2 separate regions of the Homo sapiens genome follow, and region 2 is linked to region 1. The links are chromatin loops, found by intact Hi-C in ENCODE. Cell type or tissue: K562. All regions are shown on one strand. Links, peaks and the distances in the headings refer to the core of each region. The heading gives the core; the rest is flanking DNA. Region 1 has its middle 39 kb from the start of SERPINB2. Region 2 overlaps KDSR (3-ketodihydrosphingosine reductase).

Region 1 (8,677 bases), core at 464-8,463:
TATTTTTAGGTATGGGTTTTCTTCATTTTGTGAAAGGGTGGCCTGCCTTTCCACACCTGTGGGTATTTTTTGTCTGGTGGGACGAGAGACTGAGAAAAGAAATAAGACACAGAGACAAAGTATAGAGAAAGAACAGTGGGCCTAGGAGACCGGTGTTTAGTATACAGAGGACTTGTACCGGACTGGTCTCTGAGTTTTTTTAGTATTTATTGATTATCATTTTTACTATTTTAGTAAAGGGAATGTGGCAGGAGAACAGGGTGATAGTGGGGAGAAGTTTAGCAAGAAAACATGTGAGTAAAGGAATCTGTGTTACAAATAAGTTTAAGGGAAGGTACTATGTCTGGATGTGTATGTAGGCCAGATTTATGTTTCTCTTTATTTAAACATTTTAGTGTAGTAAAGAGTAACAGAGTAGTATTGTCGCCAGTATATTTTGCCTCTAGTCACAGGGCGGTTTTTTTTTTCTGTCTCAGAATAGAACGAATGTATGATCGGCTTTTATACCGAGACATTTTGTTCCTAGGGGCATGCAGGAGACAGAGGCCTTCCTCTTATCTCAACCGCAGGAGACCTTCCTCTTCTACTAATCCTCCTCAGTACAGACCCTTTACGGGTGTCAGGGTGGGGGACGGTCAGGTCTTTCCCTTCCTACGAGGCCATATCTCAGGCTGTCTCAGTGGGGAGAAACCTTGGACAATACCTAGGCTTGCTTGGGCAGAGGTCCTTGCGGCTTTCCACAGTGTATTGTGCCCCTGGTTAATCGAGAATGGAGAATGGCGATGACTTTTACCAAGCATACTGCCTGTAAACATATTGTTAACAAGGCACATCCCGCACAGCCCTAGATCCCTTAAACCTTGATTTCATACAACAAATGTTTCTGTGAGCACAGGGTTGGGGCTAAAGTTACAGATTAACAGCATCTCATGGCAAAACAATTGTTCAGGGTACAGACCAAAATGGAGTTTCTTATGTCTTCCTTTTCTACATAGACACAGTAACAGTCTGATCTCTGTTACAGCTTCTACAGAAAATCTAATTACGCTATTTCAAACAATAGGACAATTCTGCCCATGGTTTCCAGAACAGGGAACTTTAGATCGAAAAGATTGGGAAAAAATTGGCAAAGAATTAAAACAAGCAAATAGGGAAGGTAAAATCATCCCACTTACGGTATGGAATGATTGGGCCATTATTAAAGCAACTTTAGAACCGTTTCAAACAGAAGATAGTGTTTCAGTCTCTGATGCCCCTAAAAGCTGTGTAATACATTGTGAAGAAGAAGCAAGGACAGAGTTCAAGAAAGGAACGGAAAGTTCACATTTTAAAAATGTAGCAGAGTCTGTAATGGCTCGGTCAACGCAAAATGTTGACTACAATCAATTACAGGAGGTAATATATCCTGAATCATCAAAATTAAAGGAAGGAGGTCCAGAATTATTAGGGCCATCAGAGCTTAAACCACAAGGGCCATCAACTCCTCCTCCCGCAGTTCAAATGCCTGTAACATTACAACCTCAAATGCAGGTTAAACAAGTGCAAACCGTTGGGTCCCTTTCCTGGCCAGCATCAGTTTTAAAGTTACCGGGAACTGCTATGCCTCAAGATCTCCCTGTTTTCTGGTGTGATCTCAGCTCACTGCATCCTCTGCCTCTCAGTTCAAGTGATTCTCCCTGCCTCAGCCTCCTGAGTAGCTGGGATTACAGATGCCTGCCACCACATCTGGCTAATTTTTTTTTTTTTTTTTTTTAGTAGAGATGGGATTTCACCATGTGGGTGAGGCTGGTCTCAAACTCCTGACCTTAGGTGATCTGCCCGCCTCGGCCTCCCAAAGTGCTGAGATTATATGGGTGAGCCACCGTGCCCGGGCAAGACCTATTGTTTTCATAAAAAGAAGAAATATGTTATCAAATATCTCATTACTCCCAGCACAAGCCCTGTTTTATCACTCACAATCAACATATAGCAACCGTTTGCCTAATTCTTCCCTACCTTTGGATTCCTAGCTCACCCTTTGACCTTGTCTCCTATTGATGCTTCCCTGGTGCTAACAGTGGCTTCTCTCCATTAGATACAATAGTTTCTGACAATCTATATATGATTAGTGCATACCTTGCATTATTCTTGAAAGACAGCATTAGAAATGGATTCCACCTAAATATACTGTCAATAGGAATAATCTCCTATACTAGACTAGACGATGTCTAAAATCTTACCATCAATGCGGCCACAGTCTACTGTCTCTGCTAATCCACGTCTAAATCTAGGACATGACTGTGCGGGGCTTAGTATTACATTCTAAGAGAGTTATCCTGTTCAGCACACAGATTAAGGCCACACCACTGTAAGAGGGGAAGCAATTTCAATGAACATGTCAATCACTGGAAAGTGAAGGAGGTGCTAAAACAGAAAATACAGTTCAGAGGTAACTATGAGTGAGGGGGGAGGGAACTGTATTTCTCTCTAGGTCCAGCGTTGAAGACATTTAAATGCCTGGATTTTTGATTGTGTGTACTAGGTATTAAGAGTCACCCTGACTGTGGAGGAGGGCCCGAGATCAGGATGGGACATGTTCAAGCCCCAGAGTGCAAGCATATTTTGTAAGATATCATCCAGTTTTACATTGTTCTGTTTGGTTGACTCCACATCCTTTAGTTAAGTCTCCTTAAACAATTTCTATTTTGTCTCATCATACCTCAGAGAATTAAAAGGAAAATGAAGTTTGGCAAACAAGAATTATTTTCTATTATCAACCCTAAAGAAGCCGAATTTTATTTTTATTAAGGAAATACAGTACTTCCATACTTGATTCTCAAAGAGCATTTTCTGATTTTTTTCATTGTGTTATCCGACTACAGTCCCCTTGTTTAAAACCTTAAAATATTCTATTATTTTCTGTTGTAACATTTATTATAATAATAGTGGTAGAGTTCATGGTGTTATTTTCTTTATTTCCCTCATTGGCTTGGTAACTATACGCTATCAGAGACCAAGTCTTCTTTCATTTCCTGCAGCATTTCAGTATTCTCAACTGATGTCAATAAATAATTAAGTCCCGCATATTGTGTAAAGCAGGATTTCTCAACATCAGCACTGTTGACATTTTGGGCTGGGTAATTATTTGTTGTGGGGCTGTCCTTTACATTGTAGCATGTTCAGCCACATCTCTGGCTTCTAACCACCGGATGGCAGTAGCAGCCCTTCCCTACAATTCTGACCATCAAAGATGTCTCTAGACACAGAGCCAGATGTCGCCCAGGGGCAAAATCACCCTTAGTTGAGAACCATGATCAAGAATATTGCAGCATTCAAAATGCTTTCAGGTTAAAAAATAAAGAATACTGCATCATTCAAAATTCTTTCACAAAAAAAGATGATTGTTAAAAGTTGAATGATAGTAGTGATAAATAAAAATCTGGCTTAAATTGATTGAATCATGTAATTTTCAAACATTTATTTTGGCAATTTCCAAAAGCCTCAAAATAGATGGAAGAAAGGGAAGTAGCATTAATAGATCATACCTACTAGGCACTAGGCACTTACCTTACAGTGATTCATCTAATGATCCACAAAATGTAATGAAATAAGTTAATATCAGGACTCCAGAGAAGGGTCTGTTTTCTGAGGTATTCTCCACAAAATGTAATGAAATAAGTTAATATCAGGACTCCAGAGAAGGCTCTGTTTTCTGAGGCATTCTCCACTGACCATTCACCATTAGTGTAATAATTTTTAAAATAGCATAATAGTTAAGCCCATGGGCTATAGTGGTAGCTAGAGGGTTCCAGGCCTGGTGTTGCCATCTGTTAGCTGTGGGACTAGGGCAAGTTATAAGCACTCTGTGAGCTTCAATTTCCTCACCCATGAAGATGGATTTAATTATAGTACTCCCTTCATAGGTTTTGTGAGAATTAAGTGACATAATGCATACAAAGTGTTTAAAACATTGCCCAAACCTTAGTACCCAATAAATATTGCTTCTAAAAATAAAATTAACTTTACATCAAAAGGAGCACACCAATTGCAAGCACCTAAATAGTAAGACATAACCCGATTTCAGAGACTTTAAAAATACCTTAAGCATTTATCTGATAACTCATGTTGTTGTCCATCTTTTCATGTGCTTATTGGCCATCTGTATATTTTCTTATGTAAGGTGTCTGCTAGAATATTTTGCATGTGTTTTAACTGAATGTTTTTCTTTGAGTTTATTATTTTGAATATAAGACCTTTATCTGCTATATGTGTACAAATATTTTCTCCCAATTTCTGATTCACCTTTTTGTTTACTAGGAAGAGCAAATGTTTTTACTTTTGATAAACTCCAATTATCCTTTTTTTCATTTATTATCTGTGCAATTCATATTTTAAGGAATCCTTGCCCAGCCAGATCTCACAAAGATTTTCTCCCGTATTTTCTGCTAGCAGTTCTAACTTTTTACATTTAGGACTATGATCCCTTTCAAGTTAAACAAAATGTGGTGTATCCAGACAGTGGAATACTACTCAGCAGTAAAAAGGAGTAAGTTACTGATACACACAATTTAATCTCAAAATTATTAGTCTGAGTAAAAGCAGCCAGACACAACAGAGTAGATGCTGCATAATTCCATTCATAAAAACTTTTAGAAAATACAAACTCATGCATAGTGACAGAAAGCTGATTATTGGTTGTCTGTGGATGGGGATGGAGGCAGAGTGGACTTCAAAAGGGGATGAGGAAACTTTAGGAGGTGATGGAAGTGTGGCATCTTGATTGTACTGCTATGTTTACAACCGTCAAACTAATAAAATGGCTTACTATAAATATGTGCAGTTTATTTGATGTAACTTATACCTCAATAAAGTTTTTAAAACCCATTTAAGATCAAGGAGATAAAGAATTTTGCTCAAGCTAGTTGGTGCAGAATTAAGATCCTATATTCACATCATGCCAACCCCAGCACTTGTCTGACTTCACGGCACCTTAATGTTCCACAAACGGTATCTAATGTTGGCTCTCAGTGGGTAACAAGCAACTCCTGTCCTCTAGAGGTCAGGCTTGTCCAGGAAAATAATTCCAGAAACTGGTAAATACACTTGCTCACTTGAAAGTAGCCTTACACTATGTTGGAGGAAATACTTTGTGTGTGTGTGTGTGTGTGTGTGTGTGTGTAATTTGCATAAAAAAATTAGTGTGGTTTAGTATGAGACCCTATCCCCACATAAAAAAACCCCACATTTCCCTAGAGTAAGGATGATGAGAGTTAGCATTTTATGGAAAGATAACCTGTTCAAGGAGTCTGAAAAGGACCTTAAATCAGGAAAACCTGGTTCTATGCAGATTTTAAGCCAGAAGCACTGTAGCAAAACCCAGGTACCCTGAGCTATATCGGTTATTTTCTTCCAGAAGTGAAAGTTGGAACAATTTAATAAAGAGCAATAACTTATTACGGATCTATTAAATGCCTGGGCTTGTAGTAGGTGCCTTACACGTGTCAGCATACTAATCCTGACAACAACCGTCTGAGGCTAACGCTAGCCCTACTACTTTCACTGGGGAGGAAGCAGTTGTCAGAGAGGCAAATAACGTCTTCATGTTCCCAGTCAGTGGAGCCTTGTTGCCTCCAAAACCTAATTCACCACTGCGAGATATTACATTTTTATTTTAACAAGACTAAGCCCTAACTGAAATGTATAGTTCATTAATATAAGCAATTTTCAGCCATGGTTGAAGTTTTTGGCCAAAGACCTTCTTTCAATGGAACTGAAGAGATAATATTTTGTCATTGTTCTTATATGTTATACTTAAATCTAAGTGTCCAAATGTCATACTAGTTTACATTTTGTCACTCTTCAAAATGTTATCTCTTTTACTACTAATCATCTTGACAGCACTAATGATACATCTTAACCTGAATTTTACACTAAACTTTAGAAAAGAAGCATTTACCCATATTGATATAAATTCTTCTAAAATCGTTTCCATGGAATGATAATATTCCATCTTGTCAATTCATCATAATTCACTAACCCATATTCCTCTTTTTGTTTTGGATACTTTGCTTGTTTTCTTGGTCTTTGCTAGTAAAAATGAATAAATAAAACAAAAACGTAAAATGGCATGATTATTTCATGTAAAGCTGTTTTCAGTTGTAAATTCAGACGTGATAAAAACGAATAACATTTTAAGCCCCTTTACACTTCTTGACACAATTATTTCCAACATGTTTTACTTACAAAAATATTTATGATGCATCATTAAGAGATAGAAACAGTTCATAAAATATCATCTTTGTATTGGTCACAGGGTTTTTAAAGGCTACTCATATCACACTCGGGGTCAAACAGTCACTGGCTATGTTATTTAATGACTGCATTGGAGACAGTGATGACAAGTTGCTTGAATTTGTAAATGAAAACAATCTAAGAGGAAAAGTTTGGAATACACATTCAGGATATACCAAATCTGGAAATGTTAAATTTAATAGGTACAGATTTTTTTGAAGCCCTCAGAACTGTATAAGGATGATTTAGAGAGAGAATGCAAGCATATAAAAATAAGACAATAGACTTGAGGGTGTGAGTACACCCGAGGGGAACTTCTGGCCCAGACTAGAAAGGGATTATCCATGGCTCTAATTCAGGCTACTTAGAGAAAGGGGTGGGTGTAAGTGATAGCAAGAAATGTCTATGATTTCCATCCTAAAGATGTTAGGAAGCCTAAGGTAAGAGATGGAATTTGGAACCAGTTGAGACCCCAGTGTCACCCAGATAGACCCGAAGGGTAGGCTTATCAAGAACTACATCCCTGGACTTCGGGATGTCGGCTTCTTTGTTCTGCATGAAGCCAGAAGGATGCTGAATTGCTGATTTGCTTTATAAATCTGTAAGGACCTCAAGAATGTAAAAATGACATGCATATTCCACATAATTTAGGATCACAGTGCCCAGGGAATCTGATCATAATGTCTAATTCTTCCCTGGCCACTCTATAAACAGTATTTTCTAGTCAAGAAAAGCTCCTACCTGAGTCAGCCAAGCCTCCAAAATCCTGACTTCTGAGCTGAGGGTCTTGGCCTCAATGATCTTGATCTCCTTTTTTATTTCTTTTTTAAAAATCTCAAAAAAGAGATTTGTGTTGCTAGTTTCATTCCATCTTCTCTGAGGCAAAAATGATATCACAGTTAACTAAAAATTTAGGAACAAAGACCAAAAATATAACTCCAAGGACAGTGGTTGCCATAAAGCTTCCCTGATAACATGGTTTGGGGGACAACTCTTATATCTCAAAGCACCTAGGAAATGACTACCTAAATGAGTAAGATTCAGATTTAGGCATTTATTTGTCAATAACTGATTAATTATACCTCTAACTGTCTATCACCTCTGGGACTCATTGAATGCCCCTCTTAGGACTGGGCTGAGGGATTTCTTTTACTATGTAAGTACTCAGAGCTGAAATTCAGCTGGTTTGTACAGTACAGCAGACTCAAAGCAAAATTCTTACAATACTTTCATACCAGTAAATTGCTGATGCACCATTCTCCAAATCCCCCCCTGCTCCTGTCCCTGTCCCTTCCTTGGGAGGCCCAGTCACCTCTCCATCCAGTAATTTTACTGTGTGTCACAGGAAGGGGCCTCCATCATGCTCCAATGCTGCATCTGGAGTCGTTCTGATGGATTGACGCCCACTGGCAAAATAATTAAACAATTCAATTAAACAATTTGAATACCACCTCTCTTCACTTCTATTTTATTCAGTCACTTATTTTAAGCTCTTTAAAGGTATCATTACTTTGGCCTTTAACTCAAAATTAGAACTAAGTGTGGGAAGTCACTGGAAAATCTAAAATAGCTGTTTTAGTCATTTTTTCTGCCACAATACACAGGAGAGTTTGTGTGTTCATCACACACTGAGGGGCTACAGCATGGATAAAGTGGGCTGTGGTTCATGCCCAGCTGCAATTCAATCATTTTTTTGATTATTATTTTCAATTATTATTTCTTCTTGTTACTGATATCTGTTAACTGTAGGCATCACAATTCCTATTTACCTCCTTTGGTTCAGGTGAGTAGTTTGTGTCTTTCTGAAAAGTGATGTCATTCCGTTCTGGAGATAAGTAAAGAGGCAATTCTGTGAGTTGCTCCTGAATTTGTCCTTTACAGCATGACACATTTATATTTCCTGCAGTTTGGTCCCTTCCCATAATATCAGAATAGCCATAACAAAGTGCAATGAAAATATAACGAAGTATGATGTGCTTCCAAACCAAAAAGGAAATTTTTACACTTGCCTTTTGGAGATTAACCAAACTGACACTCACTGGGAACATAATCAGTGATAGATCATATTGACAGTGCAGCAGAAAAGAGCCATTCCTAGCTCACTTGTCTACTTGATGATTAAATGGTATTTTGAAGGCATATTCACAATCCACAATTGTTTTTATTTTAAAATTCTTCTGCTTGAAAACTGCCTAACAAATGACCAAATTCAACATTAACAAATTCCATAATCCTGAGCACCTTGGGAAACACCAATAAATTAATTGAACAAAAAATTCAGTAATGACTAATTTTCTTTACCAGAGATTTAAATATTCACATTTAGAAAGTATTTGTAATAGCATTTCTCTCTACTGCATGTCTGGGTAGAGCAGTGGTTCTCAACCAGGGATGATTTTGACCCCCA
Region 2 (8,677 bases), core at 133-8,132, 510 kb after region 1:
TGGAGGTATCCAGCCAGAGACTGGGAGAGTCATTTGGTTGGATGGCATAGCGAGAATACCAATCTAGGAAGCGACTGGACTGGTTTCTCCCAACCCCAGCTATCTGTGTTCCTTCCTCATGAGGAAGCTGTTCTGAAAAGCTCTGTTTTAACCTTTGGCAATGCAGCCGTAACCTTGAGTTTGAGAAGCACTGCTCTGAAATCCTGTCTTCCATTAGCTTTGGAGCCAGCATCCTTCTTTACCATGAGAGAGAAGGCAGAGGGGCAGCACAGACGTGAGTTTCTGGGCAGTCGATGTCAGTCTTTATGTGGGCTGCCTAATGACCACTCGTTGGATTTTTTGTGGTGTTTTTCTCTGGTCTATGCACAGCAGAGGGCAAGGCTGGGGGAGACAAGGTTTTTATAAGTCACTATCTCAAAAACAAGTGGAAGCGAGTTTCTGGCTCATCTGCCTTACTACCTGGCCCCGATCCAGAGCTATTTATGAGCATGGCTGGGCCGTGAAGCTGCATGCCCTGGCAATGCCCGGTGGATGGGCTGTCCCACACCCTAATTGTGCTGGAATGGAACCCACAAAGACATCTCACTTTCACGACTGCACTTTCCAGGATGGCTGGCCTGGATCTTCTGCTTGCAGGCCTGTGCGTGCTTCTCCTTCCCCTTGAAGCTCCCCTTAAAGCCCTCAAAACTGTGCTTCACTGAAGGAACCAGGGCGAAAAAGGGCTGCATAAGATGAGACTCTGGGCTACTGTTTTTATTTTTTTGTTGTTTTTTTGTTGTTTTTTTTTTTGGGATGGAGTCTCCCTCTTGTCACCCAGGCTGGAGTACAGTGGCACGATCTCAACTCACTGCAACTTCCGCCTCCTGGGCTCAAGCAATTCTCCTGCCTCAGCCTCCCAAGTAGTTGGGATTATAGGCACCCGCCACCACACCCAGCTAATTTTTGCATGTTTACTAAAGACAGGGTTTCACCATGTTAGCCAGACTGGTCTCGAACTCCTGACCTCAGGTGATCCACCCCCTCCCCTCGGCCTCCCAAAATGTTGGGATTACAGGTGTGAGCCACTGCCCCCGGCCCCTGGGCTACTCTTAAAGGCCGTCACATTAGGCAGTGGTGTTGATTTTTAGCCTAGGGTACCCTTCTGAAGATGTGCAGTGGCTGATCTATCAGCTGCCTCTCCACTTCCAGATCCCTTAGGTGTTTCCTAGGGACAAAAAAGTGAGCCAATACCAAATAAAAATCATGGCAAAGAGATTTTCATGGTAGGAACCATTGCTCTTAGAGTTGCTAATTAGCAGGGCAAGATAAGCATGTGCAGCAGGGCTGTGGCTGAGCAGTCTGTGGGAGGGGGTGTCCTGGCCAACAGCAGAAGAATCTGCTGGAATTGTTGGGGGTGTGTGTATGAGTGGGGTCGTGAAGCGTGAAGTGTGCAGGCATGGTGGTGAGGCACACAAGTGTAACAACCTGCTCCAAGTGTCAGATTTAGAGGAGCCACATAGAGTTTCAGATAAGGCAGAGGGCTTTCCCTATGTGAATGCAGGTTGAGGTTGTCCACAGGGGAGGTACTTGGCTGGTCTGACTTGGAGGTTCTACCCAGTGGTTCTTGTTGGTTCAGTGGAGGAGGAAGTGACTCTTGACCTCCTAATGTGCAGAGGCCGGTTATACAGGGAGCTCTGGAATAAGCAGACTTCTCAGGGACAGTTCTGGACTGGGTTTGGAGTAGGGCACAAGAAAGGGATAGGGCAGCAGATTTTAATGACCCCAATGTATTTTGTGGATGAAATCAACACAAGAGTATCAGAAGCAGTCTGAAGGAAAAACAGATGTACAGTCTGGTGAAGAAAGGAGGGGCAGACTGGTCCCATTGCCTTGATAAAGGGCTTGGATGCTGTGCAGTGCGTGTGGGAACTGGACTCTTTTTAAAACACTGCCCTCGTCGGACGGCTCCCAGGGCCTCTGTCTGGGCAGCAGGAGTGGAAGACACTGCAAAGGAGGTGACTTGCCATACTTTAGGGCCAGCTGTTTTCTGGGGTCCAGGTTAGGGTGAGCTTTTTGCCTACATTCTGGAATCATCATGGAGAGGGGTTTCTCAATGCAATTGGTGTAGTTCCCCGCCTAACAGAATCACCCCATTGTTCTCACCGCTTTTTGGGAATCAGGGCAGCCAGTGCAGGTTGGCAGTGTAGGACCTCAGTGTGTCTTGTTTACTGAAGGTACACGTGTTGTTTTGAAATGCAGGTGAAGCCATATAATGTCTACATCACAGTTGCTTACCCACCAGACACAGACACACCTGGCTTTGCCGAAGAAAACAGAACAAAGGTCAGTATCCTACATGTCCCAATTTGAACCTCTAATGTTTACTGCTTTTCTGATTTTCTTTCTACTCTTCAGCTCACACTCGTTTTCACCAATCAACAATGTTTGTTGGGTAGAGTGCCTAGCTGGTTTCTGATGACCTTGAGATTCTCCAGGCAAATATTCCTTCTTTCCTTCCTCTTTTCCCTCACTTTATTTTCTTAAAGTTTAAATTTCTACCAGATTTTTTCTCTATAGAGACAGGGCCTCACTCTGCCATCCAGGCTGGAGTGCAGTGGTACAATCGTGGCTAACTGCATCCTCAAACTCTCAGGCTCAAGCAATCCTCCTGCCTCAGCCACCTGAGTAGCTGGGCCTACAGGCATGTGCCACCACACCTAGCTAATTTTTAATTTTTTTGTAGAGATGGAGTCTCACTATGTCGCCCAGGCTGGTGTCAAACTCCTGGCCTCAAGTGATCCTCCCTCCTCAGCCTCCCAGGTGCTGAGATTATAGGCATGAGCCATTGTACCCAGCCATTTCCAGCACATTTTTATCAAAGAAGTATGTCACACAGTTTTAGAGTCCAATATCAATCCTTTGCCTCATCTCTCCCATTCCCAATTCCTACTCCCTAGAGGTAGCCATTTATTTTAACTAACATGTTTATACTGCTTTTTTTTTTTTTAAGATTTAGAAATTATTTATTGACTTTCTACCGTGGAAGATAAAATTTAAGACCAGGCCAGGCACAGTGTGGCTCATGCCTGTAATCCCAGCACTTTGGGAGGCCTAGGCAAGAAGATCACTTGAGGCCAGGAGTTCAAGACCAGCCTGGGCAACATAACAAAACCCTGTCTCTACAAAAAATTTAAAAATTAGCCAGGCATGGTGGCACATGCTTGTAGTTCCAGCTACTCAGGAGGCTGAGGTGGGAGGATCATTTGAGCCAGGGAGGTTGAGGCTGCAGTGAGCCATGATTGTAGTACTGCATTTCGACCTGGGTGACAGAGCGAGAACCAATATCTAAAAAAAAAAAAAATTAAAATTAAAAATAAAAAAATAAAAATTTAAGGCCAGCCATGGTGTCTCACACCTGTAATCCCAGTACTTTGGGAGGCCATGGCAGGAGGATTGATTGAGCCCAGGAGTTCGAGACCAGCCTAGGCAACATAGCAAGACCCTTTCCCTACAAAAAAATAAGCAAAATTAGAATTGTTCCAGCTACTCAGGAGGCTAAGGTGGAAGGATAGTGTATTAGTCCGTTCTTGCATTACTATAAATAAATGCCTGAGATTGGGTAATTTACACGTAAAAGAGGTTTAATTTGCTCACAGTTCCACAGGCTGTACAGTCTGCTGCTTCTGGGGAGGCCTCAGGAAACTTACAGTCTTAGGTAAAGGGAAAGCAGGTACGTCTTACGTGGTCGGAGCAGGAGGAAGAGAGAGAGGGGAGGTGCCACACACTTTTAAACAACCAGATCTCGTGAGAACTCACTCAGTATCACGAGAATAGCAAGAGGGAAATCCACCCCCATGATCCAGTGACCTCCCACCAGGTCCCTCCTCCAACATTGGGGATTGTAGTTGGACCTGAGATTTGCATGGGGACACAGATCCGAACCATATCAGATAGTTTGAGCCTAGGACGTCGAGGCTGCAGTGAGCCAAGATTGCGCCACTGCACTCCAGCCTGGGCAATAGAGTAAGACTTGTTTCAAAACAAAAACATTAAGACTCATATCTGTTCCCCATTCCCTGTGTACTCCTCCCATCTCTTTAGTTAAATCAGGTTTAGTGCTCATATTAATATTATGCACACTTGGACCATTCTATAGTGACATTTCCTTTCTTGCCTTTTCATTTGCTTAGCTTTGTAATTATCTATAACTAATTCAGTCCCAGATTCAAACAGAACTGAGATTCTCCTTTTGATCCATGTGAGCACATTGGACATTCTATTAGATTCATTCTTTTTTCCTCAGACATTTCTCCTGGGGTCGTCCCCGTTCCTGGTCTGTTCTAGTTCTGCCACCCAGCGGTGGTGTCAGGACTTGTCTTCACCTCACACTGCACGTTCCCTTCTCCCCTCCCTTTGACGGAGCCCATGACTCTCACTTTTTTGGTTTATCTGCTCATTTTGGTGGAGCTATAATATTTTCCACCAATTTTCTGAGAAAGGGCACATCAGAGGTAATATTGTTTTAGAAACAACATGTCTGAAAATGCCTTTATTTTTATTTTAACCTTTTTTTTTTTTTTTTTTGTGATAGAGTCTTGCTCTGTCACCCATGCTGGAGTGCAGTGGTGCAATGTTGGCTCACTGCAACCTCTGCCTCCTGGGTTCAAGAGATTCTCGTGCCTCAGCCTCCTGAGTAGCTGGGATTACAGGTGCGTGCCACCAAGCCCGGCTGATTTTTTGTATTTTTTTTTAGTAGAGACGGGGTTTCACCATGTTGGCCAGGCTGGTCTCCAACTCCTGGCCCACTCTGGCCTCCCAAAGTGCTGGGATTACAGGCATAAGCCACTGTGCCTGGCCATTTTTCTTTATTCTTATGTATTGTTTTGTTAAGTACAGATTTCTAGTTTGGAAATAATGTTTCCTCAGATTTCTGTGAGCATTTATTGATTTCCAGCTTCCAGAATTTCTGTGGAATCCAGTGCTATTTTGATTCCCAACCTTTTGTATAGAACCTGTTTTTCCATTTATTTTTGGAAACCTTGTGTCCCTTTTTATCCTTATTTAATGGATTTTGGCATGAAATCTTCTCATTTCATATGAGCCCTTTTATTTTATCAACTTTTGTTCTGGGACATTTTATTATATTACTCCTTTTATCACTTCTTTCTTCCCAAAGTATTTCAAGTGTTCATTCTCTCTGGAGCATTTATTATTCAGATTTTTGAACTTTCTGGACTGATCCTCTAATTTCCTTCTATTTTCTCTCTCTTTTTTTTTTTAATCTCTTGGGCCTTTTGTTCTCCCTTCTAGGTTTTTATTCGCTTTATCCTTAAACCTTTTTGTTGAAATCTTTATTTCTACTGGGTTACATAAAAATTACTTTAGATCTCTTTTCTCTGAATATTTAAAACAGTTTTTAAAAATAGCTTCTTGCCTTATTTCATGGATTTCATATTTTCTCTTATGTCTAAGGATATTCACTCTGGATGTTTAGCCTTGTTTTTTTGTTGCTGTTGTTTTGTTTGAAAATTTCTTCTATATCTTGTATTATTTATTTCCTCCTACTTTCTTTTTCTCTGTTGTTGTTTTTTCCGGCTTCCTGAAATGTCTGTTGATCCTTGATTGTCCATATTTAAGAGTGATGCACTAAAATGCCAATTGTAAATCTCTAGCTTCTCAGCTGTTTACTATAGGATGATCAGGAGGGGATGCAGCCACTTCATTAGAAGATTCTCATATGCCAGCATCTGCTCACTTTTCTCATGGTTTGATCAGTTTCCCTACTGAGGAATCATGTCTTCTTCTGCCTTTGGGAGAGTAAGACTTGCTGTCTGTGTTGTGGGAGGCAAGCAGGGCAGGAGGGCTGGGGAGCTCACCACCTACGTGCCAACTTTTGCTTAATTTTTCTGTTTCTACAAAGTGCCTTATAACTACTCTTAGTGGTGAGAATTAAGAATCTGGTTAGTAAATTGCTAATCTTTTGCCATCGTAGAGGAGATGACTTGGGGTCTGATGATTTGAGTCTCCATTGCACTTATCACAGCTTATAACAGAAGCTTCTCATAGCACTTAAAACAGACATATCTTTTATATAAAATGACTGCCAGTCATCCTGAGCTGAATATAAGCTTCACACTTTTTCAATGGAATATTCCCTTTGCCTTGACACATAGTAGTTGCTTTTTTGAGCAAATGAATAGGTGAAGCGGGAAGAAAGGAATTAATCAGAACTTACCACCTTGAACTGTGGCCAATTTTAGTTTTATATATTTTTTTCTCTTTTATACGAATACTTTGTAAATGTGAATCTCTGCAGCATAAAAATTGGCACTTAAACTCCCTAGACTGTATATTTGTAGAAAGATGTTTGTGATTTAGGTTTTTTCCCCCTATTCTTTTCTCTTTGGCTCTGCCTTTTTAAAAATTACTGCTATTTCAAAGAAGTAAATTTAAGCCAAATGTCCTGTCTTAGAATAAGCAGAGATCTTCTAAGCAGCTTTGCAACATTCGGTATGCAGTCTTTTAGTTTGAAGCCAGAGCTGACAAAGGGTGGTGATTTCCCTGTTAAGGTTTGATTCTGATGTTGATTAAGTTGGGGTTTTTTCAGTAAAATTTTGGGCAGACTTGTTGGGGGTAAATACAATTCTACATTGATGTGTGGGCCCTTTAGGGGGCGCCATAGTACTTTAGAATCTTATGTGTATTTAGTGTGGTTATGCCAGCCTGGGGGTCTGGAAGAATGAATCGTGGCTCCTTCAAAACAGCCTTTCTCTTAAGAAAGGTTCATAAGAAATACTTGATCTTTATGAAATACTTTACTTTCCTATTTTAAGAAAATATAATCTGGTTTTTATTTTCTTTAATTCCTTCAAGCTTACGTGGTAAAGTTTACAGTCTCATGCAGTTTAAGGCTTTTGTTTGACACTTCTACTTGAAATTATTTGACACTTCTAATTGAAACTAACTGAAATAATTTTTGAGCACACATATGCAAGACATCGCAAAGAAAAGCCAAAGATAAATAATTTCTTACAAAAAAGGCCCTGCCCACAAGAAACTTAGGAGGTAAAATGCAAATGCACAAGTAGCTATAATGTGTATTAAAACAGAAATGTTCACAGAAGAAAGAGAGAGGTTACTGCCAGTTAGGTATTTAGGGAAGGCTTTTTGAGTTAGGTAAGAGTTGAGATGGACCTTTTGAGGAAGAAAAGGCTAAGATTTGGGGTCTGCAGCTCCAGCCTGGTAACTAGCATGCAGCCCATCTAGGGACCACTCAGGGTTATCTCCTAAGTGGCTCCTTCTGTTTCAGTGTCCTGTGCATTTGCCTCCTCAGCAAGTCCTTTAAGAAGCATCTGCAGTTGTTGAATGGGGGCTGGGTTGCGACTGTCCCTGCCTTGGGCGCCAGGTTCATCCCCAGGGATCAGCCCTCTGCTGACCTGGGAATATGGTCAGAATGGAGTTGCTGGTCTTGGGAGCAGGCTTGCTCTGGACACAGGTCTAGCCTCTACAGAAAAGCACCATCATTCAGGTGTCCGGCCAGCACTGAGGAGTCAAAGGGGGTCTTTCTGAACTTGTATCCAGTGATGTGTTCTCACTCTAGCTTTGATGGTCCTCAGTGGAGCCAAGACTCCGTATGTTCTAAGAGAATGGCAAAGGCCTCCTTGTCTTGTGTTAGCTACTGGGTAGAATTTTACGTAGTAACTAGGTAGACACTGATTTAGAATCCAGATGGACCTTATTCTAGAAATAGGAATCTGCCCAAAGGTAGAAAATTGGAATTATTTGTAAATCAGGAGGCTGTAAGAATAATTTATTTTTAATGTAATGGGCAATCATGATATTGTTATGTACATGTTTTTCCACTTTTAGCCTTTGGAGACTCGACTTATTTCAGAGACCACATCTGTGTGCAAACCAGAACAGGTGGCCAAACAAATTGTTAAAGATGCCATAGTAAGTAAAATCCTTGTTTTCTGTACTATTTGTGTTTGTAGTACTATATTTCTGAAAAGATATTTGTCCAAGGACTTACTTCAAAACATCAATTATTAGAATTTTTTAGTCTGTCAGATTTGTCATATCTAATATTGGACTCAACTTTTCTTCTTTTAGACGCTTTATTGACTCCATATTAGTGAGTAGCCTCCTGAAAACTGATTGTATACCTTAATCTGAGGAACAGGTTTACTAGAAGGATGTCTGGAAACACCGGTTCTTTAAAAAGAAAATGAGACTTTCCTATGAGTGTAAACGATATATACTATGTCCCATATACACCTGGCTGCTTTCTCTCCCATTCCTGCTTCCCAGTATCATTTTCCCAAAAGTTAGCTAACGAGAAAGTGCCACCAGCCCCGTGGGCCTGTCCTCCTGTCTTCCCTGTTGATATGTTTTTTAATTCAGAATCAAAAATGGTATTTTAAGAAATGATGTGCTGTTTTGTAGAAGAACAACATATGTGCCTCATGCTTTTTGACAACATTTCTGTTAATGCGGAAAAATGCACATTTATGAGGGATGTCTGTAAACCACAGACCCACACTGAATTTGGAAAATCTATAGGACCATTGGAATGAGAGGTGTCAGCACATGGTGGACAGCCTTGAAGTGGCCTAAATGCTGTCACATTAGACTGAACTGAGCAGAATGAGAATAGTGAATTCTGTTGAAATATATACATGTGTGAAGAACTTTGTCC

What was found. Peaks named below come from ENCODE experiments on the same cell type or tissue, not always from the same donor. Only the 100,000 strongest peaks of a DNase experiment are listed, where the experiment ranks them.
Region 2: a loop joins it to region 1, with 7 times the contacts of the local background. A loop is called at or near these places in 5 of 110 quality-filtered maps.

What each region holds. Positions count from the first base shown.
Region 1 is chr18:63,844,688-63,853,364 of GRCh38, reverse strand. No RefSeq gene overlaps it. Among named protein-coding and RNA genes, the nearest start is that of SERPINB2, 39 kb to the left of the region's middle. RefSeq lists an enhancer at 5,029-5,138. In K562, for the core only: a CTCF peak has its summit at 5,023; no DNase peak of the experiment used is centred there.
Region 2 is chr18:63,338,055-63,346,731 of GRCh38, reverse strand. KDSR (3-ketodihydrosphingosine reductase) reads left to right here. Exons shown (of 10, transcript NM_002035.4): 7 at 2,239-2,322; 8 at 7,849-7,932. Among named protein-coding and RNA genes, the nearest start is that of BCL2, 23 kb to the right of the region's middle. In K562, for the core only: CTCF peaks have their summits at 4,333 (motif pointing left) and 6,645 (motif pointing right); a DNase peak (open chromatin) is centred at 4,331.